2 separate regions of the Homo sapiens genome follow, and region 1 is linked to region 2. The links are chromatin loops, found by intact Hi-C in ENCODE. Cell type or tissue: heart right ventricle. All regions are shown on one strand. Each heading gives the region's core, and the rest is flanking DNA. Links, peaks and the distances in the headings are about the cores only.

The links. Hi-C counts contacts between places; a loop is a spot of excess contacts. Peaks named below come from ENCODE experiments on the same cell type or tissue, not always from the same donor. Only the 100,000 strongest peaks of a DNase experiment are listed, where the experiment ranks them.
Region 1: a loop joins it to region 2, with 2.9 times the contacts of the local background. A loop is called at or near these places in 1 of 110 quality-filtered maps.

The regions. Positions count from the first base shown.
Region 1 is chr7:129,131,959-129,137,177 of GRCh38, reverse strand. No RefSeq gene overlaps it. Among named protein-coding and RNA genes, the nearest start is that of TSPAN33, 10 kb to the left of the region's middle. In heart right ventricle, for the core only: no CTCF peak of the experiment used is centred there; no DNase peak of the experiment used is centred there; H3K27ac peaks cover 1,349 bases.
Region 2 is chr7:129,072,078-129,077,580 of GRCh38, reverse strand. No RefSeq gene overlaps it. Among named protein-coding and RNA genes, the nearest start is that of TNPO3, 20 kb to the right of the region's middle. RefSeq lists an enhancer at 4,736-4,845. In heart right ventricle, for the core only: no CTCF peak of the experiment used is centred there; no DNase peak of the experiment used is centred there; H3K27me3 peaks cover 348 bases.

The DNA.
Region 1 (5,219 bases), core at 1-5,000, 60 kb before region 2:
TTCTGAGCTCAGGGATTGTTTGGTGAGTTTGTTGAAAGAGCAGATTTCCAGGCCCTAGCCCCAGTGATTCTGATTCTCGGTTGAGAGGTTAGGTTGAGCAAACAAGCACACTGAAAATTTACCTTCTCTAACAAGCAGCCTGTGTAATTCTGATGTGGATCATCTATGGACAATACTTTTGAAAAACATCTCTAAAGGATCTAGTATCTTTCCTTAGGTAAGCATAGGGCTTGCACAATTAAAAAATAAGTTCTAGTTTAAATTTTTTTTTGTTTTGCTTTATTTTGCTTTTTTGAGACAGGTCTCACTCTGTCGCCCTGCCTGGAGTGCAGTGGCACAATCTTGACTCACTACAACCTCTTCCTTCCAGGCTCAAGCAATCCTCCTGCCTCAGCCTCCTAAGTAGCTGGGACTACAGGCACATACCACCATGCCCAGCTGAATATATATATATGTATATATACACACACATATATATACACACACATATATAAATATACCATATATATAACACATATATAATATAAAAATATATATTATATATATATATTTTTTTGGGGGGGTGGGGGGGTAGAGATGGAGTTTTGCCATGTTGCCCAGGCTGGTCTTGAACTCCTGGGCTCAAGCAATCGGCACCCTCTAAGGCTCCCAAAGTGCTGGGATTACAGGTGTGAGCCACTGCACCTGGCCAATCTTTTTTTTTTTTTTTCTTTTTTAAAAAAAGCTTGTTAGGACTATGTTCAGCTGCAAGTAACAGAAAAACAACCAACCATGGCTTAAACAAGTTTTGTTTTGTTTTTATTTGCTTTTTGTCTCAGGCAACAAGAAGTCTGGGGACAGACTGTTCAGGGCTGATCCTTTGCACTCAAAGACTTACTAAAGTCCTCAAGGAGCCAGGAGCCAGGCTCCTTCTATTTTTCTGCTACCCCATCTTAGGGAGCAAACTTCATTCTCATGGTCACAAGGTAGCTGCTGCACATCCAAACATCACACTCACATTCCAGGCAAGGAAAGAGAGAAGCAAAAGTTACACGCCAGACACATTTGTCCCTTTTACAAAATATTCACAGATGCTTTACCAGTAACTTGTGCTAATATCTCATTGGCTAGAACTGGGCCACATCATCACCTCTGAGTAAATATTGCTAACTGAAGGTACTACTCCCCTGAAGGAAAAAAAAGTGGGGTTCTATTAAGAAAGAAGGGCAGAAATGATATGAGTAGGAAACTAGAATGTCTGCCCCAAATTGTTTATTTTATTTTATTTATTTTTTTGAGATGGAGTCTCTCTCTGTTGCCCAGGCTGGAGTGCAGTGGAACGATCTGGGCTCACTGCAACCTCTGCCTCCCGGGTTCAAGTGATTCTCCTGCCTCAGCCTCCCTAGTAGCTGGGACTACAGGCGTGCGACATCACGCCTGACTAATTTTTGTATTTTTAGTAGAGACGGAGTTTCACCACATTAGCCAGGCTGGTCTCGAACTCCTGACCTCAGGCAATCCACTTGCCTCGGCCTCCCAAAGTGCTGGGATTACAGGTGTGAGCCACCACACCCGGCCCACAAAGTGTTTATTATATGTTAAAATGTCTATCAGAATATCTGTATGCATTATTTCAGATGCTTGTGTGAGCCTAATGTGTAAGTTAAGGTCCACAGAATTGGTTATAAATTCATTTAATAAATATGTATTTCTTGGCAAAAGCACACAACGATGAAGGAGCCACTGTCAGTACCCTTGAGAAGCTCACGATCTAACTGGGGAGTTAGACATGTGTATAACTGTAATGGAAGTTTTGGATGGTCTACCATATCCCTATGTACCCATAACTGCTCCATCCCCATCCATAGATGTGGTGGCTATTTTGTACCATGTGATCCTGCCCACCCACCATCCACTCCCTGAAGATAAGTCCTGATCTAAACTGGGCCAATGAATTCCTTCCCTCTCAAAACACAGAGATACTCACTCACTCTTTGTGTGGCTAAACCTCTAACAGATACACTTGGTAGCAGAGGGACACCCATGTTTTTTTGCCATGGGGACTAAAGAGTGAAATAGTTGATTTGCTGCAGGAGAATGAACCAGTCACCCAGGGAAGAGCACAGAGGAGAGAGACTTGGAGAGAAGAGTGTTTAATTCCTGGATTAATCCCTCAGGCCCAGCTGGCCACATGCAGTTTAGTCTGAAGAGTTTCCTTGTTATTCTTTTAATAGACTTCCTGTTAATCTAGTGTAAGTTAGTTTCTCTTTCTTTCAACCAAATAATTCTTATTATTACAATGGCAAACTATAGGATGCAATAAATAGTACAAGGAAAATATGAGCAAAGCTCTTTTGGAGCAGGAGGAAAAGAGAACTTGACATGGCTAGAAGGGAAGTGGGCCGGAATGAAAGGGAAGCGAAGTGCTGAAGAGGAGAGAGCAGTGGCATTTGAGCTGAGCTAGAGGAAGGAGGAGGATTTTGCTGAACAGAGAAGACAGGAAAGTGCATGGTGATCCAGAGGGGTGCAAACGTATGGTCAACAGGAGGCAGCCAGTGGTCCATGCGTAAGGCCTATGAAAGGAGTGGCAGATGAGGCTACCCACGGAGACTGGCACCCAACCATGCCTGAGGATAAGATTAAGCATGTCTGTTCTTGTCAGCATGGTTATACCTGTTTAAGTATGTCATATAGCAAAAGTTATGCTAAATAAGGCAGCAAAATAAAAGATCAGAGGAACTTGAAATAATAGGCAGAGTCAACGTGAAACAACTGAAACAAGTAATTTAAACAAAAGAATGGGCTTAAGTAGGAAAAGATGATTTTTAAAAAACTTTATAGGCCAGGCACGGTGGCTTACACCTGTAATCCCAGCACTTGGGGAGGCTGAGGTGGGTGGATCACCTGAGGTCAGGAGTTCAAGACCAGCCTGGCCAACATGACAAAACTCCGTCTCTACTAAAAATACAAAAATTAGTCAGGCGTGGTGGTGCATGCCTGCAATCCCAGCTAATCGGGAGGCTGAGGCAGGAGAATCGCCTGAACCCGGGAGGTGGAGGTTGTAGTGAGCTGAGATGGCGCCACTGCACTCTAGCCTGGGTGACACAGCGAGACTCCATCTCAAAAACAAACAAAACAGTTTATGTCATGGAATCAAATATATATGAGGTAAAGATAATAATAGTACAACAAAGGCCCATGAACCCAACCCCCAGCTACAATAGTCATCGACTTGTAGCCATTCTTATTTCATCACCACTCGCACTTACTGCCCCCACCACAGGACTATTTTGAAGTAAATCCATGGCATATCATTTCCAAAGTGATGATATTTTTGAATTATGTATTTACTAGTCATCATTATTACATTCTTATAAATTTACATCTAGGCAGAATTCCAGGCATTTTCCTTGCACTGCGAGTTTTCATAACACATATTACACATGATAGAAACGAGTAATTATGAAAACTTTGGAAACTTTCCTCTATAGCAGTGGTTCCCTACTAAAGGTGATTTTGCCTCCTAGAGACATTTGGCAATGTCTGGAAACATCTTTGGTTGTCACAGCTAGTGGGTGCTACTGGTACCTAGTGTCTAGGAGCCACGGCTACTGCTAAATGAAGCCAGGACAAGGATTAGGTGAGTGAGGTACCCAGGGCCCAAAGCTAGCTGTCTCACTCAACTCACCCTAGTCTCAGCACTGCTGCTAAACATTCTACGGTGCACAGGACAGCACCCCACCACAAAGTCTTACGTTATGTCAACCTAAATAGCAAACAGAAAGGGAGACTCTCCAAAAGAAAATCATTTTATTGGGGAAGAGGCATTGCAATAAGAATACACGTGCCATAGTAACTGAGGCATATTCAGGGAGGTAAAGGAAGATAAAGGTTTTTAAAGGAAAAGTGAGAAGGATTACATAATTGTTTTGAGATAATTATTCTCAGCTACATGGATCAATAACAAGGGAGGCTGGATGGTCAGTTGCTGTGCAGATGTACATCCTTGCAGAAGTATTTTTCTGTGTAAAGTTGAGATGGCCTTTGTGCAAGGTTGTGGTTTTGTAGAGTTTTTTGTAATAGTTCTTATTATCAGGGATTCATGCATGAGAACCCTTCCTTCATGGACTTTGCCACTCTATTTGCCAGGGTTTTTAACATAAGTGGCTCCATTTTGATTCTTTCGTAGTTAATAATGCCAAGATTGAGAAATTCTGCTCCATAGTATACCAAGGAAACTTTATTCAGCCTAAGCCACCTTTGGGTCCAGACTTCAAGTTAACTAACCAAACAAACTATCAGAACCATTTCTAACAACTTGAGCTAACAATATGAAGTCCAGAATCTCTGCTTAGTGAGCTCATAGCAATCCATTTAGCCTGGCCCCACTTTATATTTCTTTCACCCTGATCCCATACTCTGAGGACCCAATCCCACACATATTCTCCAGAATGATATAAATTGGTTGATATAAATTGGTATATGCGAGAGGTTCTGCATCTGTAAACTGTTTTCAGTCCGGGAATTGGTTGACATAAATTGGTAAAACAATGTAATTCTTCAACATGTGTTTTGTCTCTTCACAGGTTACACTTTGTACCTCATTCTGAGGGACCTGCTATAAGCTAAATCACATAGGTCTAGGAGCAATGAAAGTAGTAGATATCAGTCCTAAGGGGACCTGCAGCCCCTTGCAAAGTGTCTACCTCTGGGGAAGACCATTAAGGGTTCTTCAGGCAAGGGGAGTCCGTCACAAACTCCTAATGGAATGACACAGGAAAAAGAAATAAAAAATATTGAAGTATAATTGAATTTTGCATTTCAAGTATGATCAGTTCATTACAGATATGATTTTGTTAAATAAAAATAGATGAAATTGGCTGGGCGCAGTGGCTCATGCCTGTAATCCCAGCACTTTGGGAGGCTGAGGTGGGCAGATCACGAGGTCAGGAGATCAAGACCATCATGATCTTCATCATGGTGAAACCCCATCTCTACTAAAAATACAAAAATTAACTGGGCGTGACGGCGGGGGCCTGTAATTCCAGCTACTTGGGAGGCTGAGGCAGGAGAATTGCTTGAATCTGGGAGGCAGAGGTTACAGTGAGCAGAGATCATGCCACTGCACTCCAGCCTGGAGACAGAGCTAGACTCTGTCTAAAAACAAACAACAAAAAATAAAGATGAAATTTGTCTCTTGTTGAAAGAGGTCGGATATAATTGGGTTTCATAGACTACAT
Region 2 (5,503 bases), core at 211-5,210:
GAGTAGCTGGGACTACAGGCACCCGCCACCACACCCAGCTAAGCTTTTTGTATTTTTAGTAGAGTCGGGGTTTCACAGCGTTAGCCAGGATGGTCTCCATCTCCTGACCTTGTGATCTGCCTGCCTTGGCCTCCCAAAGTGCTGGGATTACAGGTGTGAGCCACCGCGCCCAGCCTCAAGCAATTCTTGTGCGTCAGCCACCTGAGTAGCTGGGATTACAGGTGTGCACCACCAGGCCCAGCTAATTTTTGTATTTTTAGTAGAGATGGAGTTTCACCATGTTGGCCAGGTTGGTCTTGAACTCGTGGCCTCAAGTGATCTGCCCACCTCAGCCTCCAAAAGTGCTGGGATTACAGACGTGAGTTGCCATTCCTGGCCTGTTATTTTTTATTTTTATTATTCTATTAAGTGTGTAGTGATATCTTAATTTGTATTTCCCTAATGGCTAATGATGTTGAACATCTTCTCATGTACTTATTTGTCTTCTATATATTTTCTTTGGTGAATTGTCTGTTCAAGTTTTTTGCCCATTTTTAAATTGGGTTGTTTGTCCATTTCTTATGACTGAATTTTGGGAGTTCTTTATATATTCCAGATGCAAATTCTTTGCCATGTATGTGATTTGCAATATTATGCCTCATCTGTAGTTTATTATTTAATTCTTTTAAAATTGTCTTTTACAGAGCAACAGTTCAAGTTTGATGAAAACTGGAAGAAAATATTTTAATAAACGTTTGGGTTAGAGGTAAAAATTAGTGGTCAGTAGAACACCCAAGAAAGGAAACAGCCTCCCTGCACTGTTTGGGGGTGGTAGCTGGCAGGCACCTAAAAACACACCAGTTTTTGAAAACTTCTCTAGCTTTCTCACTGTGTTACTTTCACACTGTGCTATGGTTTGAATGTTTGTGTGCCCCCAAAAGTGATACATTGAAACCTCATCTCCAATATGATGACATGAGCAAGTGGGAGTTTTAAGAGATGAGGTCATGAGGGCAGAGACTTAATCAATAAAATTAGTAACTTTATAAAAGAGGCCCCAGAGAACCTCACGGCCACTTCCACCATGTGAAGACACAGCAAGACGCTGCAATCTATGAACCAAGAAATGGGCCCTCACCAGACACTGCATCTGCCTGTGTCTTGATCTTGGACTTCCCAGCTTCTAGAACTGTAAGAAATCAATTTCTGTTGTGTATCAGCCACCCAGTCTATGGTATCGTAGCCCAAATGGACTAAGACACACTGCTTTCTCAAATATTCTTTCTCATAGTCTCAACAACCATTGTGTCAATGTATTGCCTTCAAACACTTTGAAACGTTGACATTTTCGGAGACTGTGCCAAAAAGGAGGAAATATCCCTTAAGCCAGGCTTCCATCCTGAATTCTACACACAAGATGAAGAGAAGAGATTCTTTTACTCCTTCCAGAAAGGGGTGAAAGAAGGAAAGAGGAAGCTAATAGGAACAGAAAAGCTGTGACCTGCCCATGTGACCATTCCCTGCCACCTCCAAATGGTCACCAAGCATTTCCAGAAATACCTCATGAATGCTCTGAGTTGCTCCATCTACATGATAGGGAGTTCTACGTGGGATTCCTTGCAAGCAGCTCTGATGGCAGGAGGGGAGACCATGGGAAAAGGAGCACTGGGGCTGGCAGAAATCTACAAGGATAGTTTTGGATTTCGACAGCCTGTGGCCTTAGCAGGGAATCTGTGTAAACTCTGCCGGGAATCCCAAGAAATGAGGCAGTGAAGGAGTGGGGGTGGGGTCTCTGCTAACTTCTGGTATGTGCATGCATGTATAAATATAAAAATATCTTTTTTTTTTTTTTTTGAGACAGAGTCTCACTCTGTCACCCAGGCTGCAGTGCAGTCGCATGATCTCAGCTCACTGCAACCTCTGCCTCCCGGGTTCAAGCGATTCTCCTGCCTCAGCCTCCCGAGTAGCTGGGACTCTAGGCACATGCCACCACGCCTGGCTAATTTTTGTATTTTTTAATAGAGATGGGGTTTCACCATATTGGCCAGGCTGGTCTCGAACTCCTGACCTCGCGATCCACCCACCTCAGATTCCCAAAGTGCTGGAATTACAGGTGTGAGCCACCACACCCTGCCAATATAAACATATCTTAAAATTTGCATGTAACTGGAACCACATTACATATGGTTAGAGAGGCCATTTTCCACTCAGCCGTATGTCAGCAAATATACAATATTTCATGAAACATAATATGCTATCACCTGTTAAATGCCCTATAAGTTTAGGTGCCATTAAGAAAGAAAAAAATGCTGCCAAATAAACTGCGATATGCCATGGAATGTAACAACTGTGAAAAAGCATAAAATAATCATTTTAGAATTGGTGGCATATGGTAGTATGCATCATTCTTTGTCATGACTGCATAGTATTTCACTCTGTGGATGTTTCAGAATTTAACTACCTGTCCATAGGTGTACATAGTGTTTCCATTTTTCACTTATGTGGGCAATACATTGTCAAATAATCTTGTACATCTATCATTGCTCACTTGTCAGATTACCTAGTTGGAATAAATTCCTAGGAATGTAGTTTTGAGGGTCAGAGGTTACAGATATTCAAAATTTTGGCATAGATTGCTAGAATTCCCCTCAGCACTCCAAGATGACACCCTTTCCCGCACAACCTTGATAACATAGACAAATCTTTTTCAATATGCAAACTGTTTCCAATATAATTGAAAAGTGCTGCCATTTTGCTCTTTACTTGCATTTTCATTGACTACTGGTGAGGCTTAACATCTTTTCATGTATCTATTAGTCTTTTGTGTTTCTTTAGGAGCCTGTTCATATCCCTCATAAGAACTGCTTTTTACTTAACTATTTATTTATTGACACAGGGTCTTGCTCTGTTATCCAGGCTGGAGTGCAGTGGCGCAATCACAGCTCACTGCAGCCTGGACCTCCCAGGCTCAAGCAATCCTAGAGCTGCCTTTTGAAAAGGAGACCACACATAGGCAGTTATAGTAGGCAAATTAGTGATTCTTCAAGAGGAAAGCAGCAGAGTCATAGAAAACAAAGAACACCAAATAGGACAAATGTGTTTTTTATTTATTTTTGAATTCAGAAACTGTGGTGAAATGAGCAGAATTGCCTGGAAGCTGCTCTGGAAGCTCATTCAAGGTTACCTGGGCCAGCCAGCTGGAACTGCAAGTAAGCCTATTCCTGGTGGAAGGAGCTCAGCCTCCACAGCATGGGCAGACTCCCTCCTCACACAGGGTGACTGCACCTTCCCACAGGCCCAAGGTCTCCAAATACTGGGAAGCAGGAATTCCTCCCATCTCCTCTGAACCCCTGGCACCCTACATCCAAGCTGCCCAGCACCCAAACCACTCATGTGTTCCCTACTCACAGACTGGTTTCTTACATTTATTCCCTAACTAATACAGCAGAACATGGACCTATCCTGCAGATCCAGCTGAGACCCTGACCTTCACATACTTCTCTATGGGACGGAGAATAGAATGGGAGACTCCTGCTTCCCCTTTGCTTGTTGACCCAGCCTTGTAAGATTTCACTTTCCCTAATAAAACCCAATCCGTAGCCCACGCAGAGTGACATATTAAAATTCATCCTAAATCCTGGAACACATGGGCAATGACCCATAAAGGCCAATGTGCCATGACAGAAACACTAAGAGTCATATCGTCCATCACTCTGTCTCAGTTCCTGTTTATTGTTGGCCAGAGAACTAGGATGATCCTCTGAGCAGACATGTCCTTGGAGGATAATTAAATGGGAACTATATAAATATTTCCATAAATTAAACCAAGGAAGTGTATTAAGTTCAGCTGAATCTGGATACCAACTGCTTCCTTTGACCACATCAGAAAGTCTCCTTTTAAAAGACATTAAAAAAGTTTTTAAATAACTTTTGCCAGGCACAGTGGCTCATGCCTGTAATCCCAGCTACTTGGCAAGCTGAGGTGGGAGGATGGCTTCAGCCCAGGTGTTCAAGGCTGCTGTGAGCTATGACTACACCACTGCACTCCAGCCTGGGTGACAGAGGCCATATGTCTTTAAAAAAAAAAAGACAGAGAAAATTACTTTTTATTGTGGCAAAATAAAAAAAGGTATAATATAAAATTCACTATCTTCACAATTTCTAAATGTACAGTTCAGTGTTAAGTATATTCGCATTGTCAGCAAACCAAAACTGGGTCCATTTGCCAGCATGCAACAGAAAGCCAAACACCAAAACACACAGTTTTTGCAGTGAGAAAGGTTTGTGAGTTGACAGACAAAGAGACAGGAAGAAATGTTCAAATCTGTCTCCTGGAGCTGGAGGCTGGGTTGGATTTTAATTAGCATAGGGTAATGAGGAGTGATCTGACTAGATCCTGCCATAGGGTCACCCCAGAGCTCAATCTGATTGGATCATGGGTCCTGCCATGGTGTCTGCTTTTATTTTTATTTTTATTTTTTATTTTAGAGATGGGATCTCACCATGTTGCCCAGGCTGGTCTCGAACTCCTGGGCTCAAGTAATCCTTCTGCCTCGGTCTCCCAGAGTGCTGGGGTTACTGGCGTACACCACCAGCGCCCAGCCTGGTGTTTGCTTCTTAATTCAGCCTGGTTCCTTGGTCCGAGCACTTAGTTCCCATTCATGGTTGCACACGATGTTCATCCGGGCATTGCCCCCTCCAACCTGCAGGGCCATGACCACTGAAAAACAACTCACAACTTTGCTACATAGAAGTTGAACCAGATTGGTGTAATGTGGTTACAACATCGCTGTGCAGCCAGTCCTCAGAACTCCCTCATCTTGCAAAACTGAAACTCTGTACAAATCAACTCTCCATTTTCCCCTCCCCTCGGCCCCTGGCAACTGCCATTCTACTTTGTTTTTGTGAATCTGACTATTCTAGTTACCTCCTATGAGTGGAACCAAATAATATTTGTCTTTTTCCGACTGGTTTATTTCACTAGTATAATGTCCTCGGTTCATCCGTATTGTTGCATGTGTCAACATTTCCTTCCTTTTTAAATGGACTGTGGTGATGGTTGCACATTTCTGTGAATATACTAGAAACCACTGAGTTGTAATACTTTAAGTGGGTGAATTGTATGGTGTGTGAATTATATCACAATTAAGTATGGTGTGTGAATTATATCACAATTAAGCTGTTTAGGGGAAAAAAGGGAGAATTTGTTAGAAAGATACAGACTCATGTAACCCAAAGACAGGGACTGGGCCTGCTGGATGCTCACAGGCTGGGTGGGGACTCTGGGGAGGATGCTGAACTAAGCTCTCTGGTTCAGCCCTCTGGCCCAGAGCAGGGGTCCTCACCATTAGTCAAGCCCCTAACCTGTAGTGTCGGTACCACCTGGGAATTCCTTAGAAAAGCAGATCCTTGGGCCACACCCCAGGCCTCGTGACTCAGAAACTCTAGCAGTGGGACTCAGCAGACTGTGGGGTTTTTTTTTCTTTCTTTCTTTCTTTCTTTTTTTCCTTGAGACAGTGTCTCG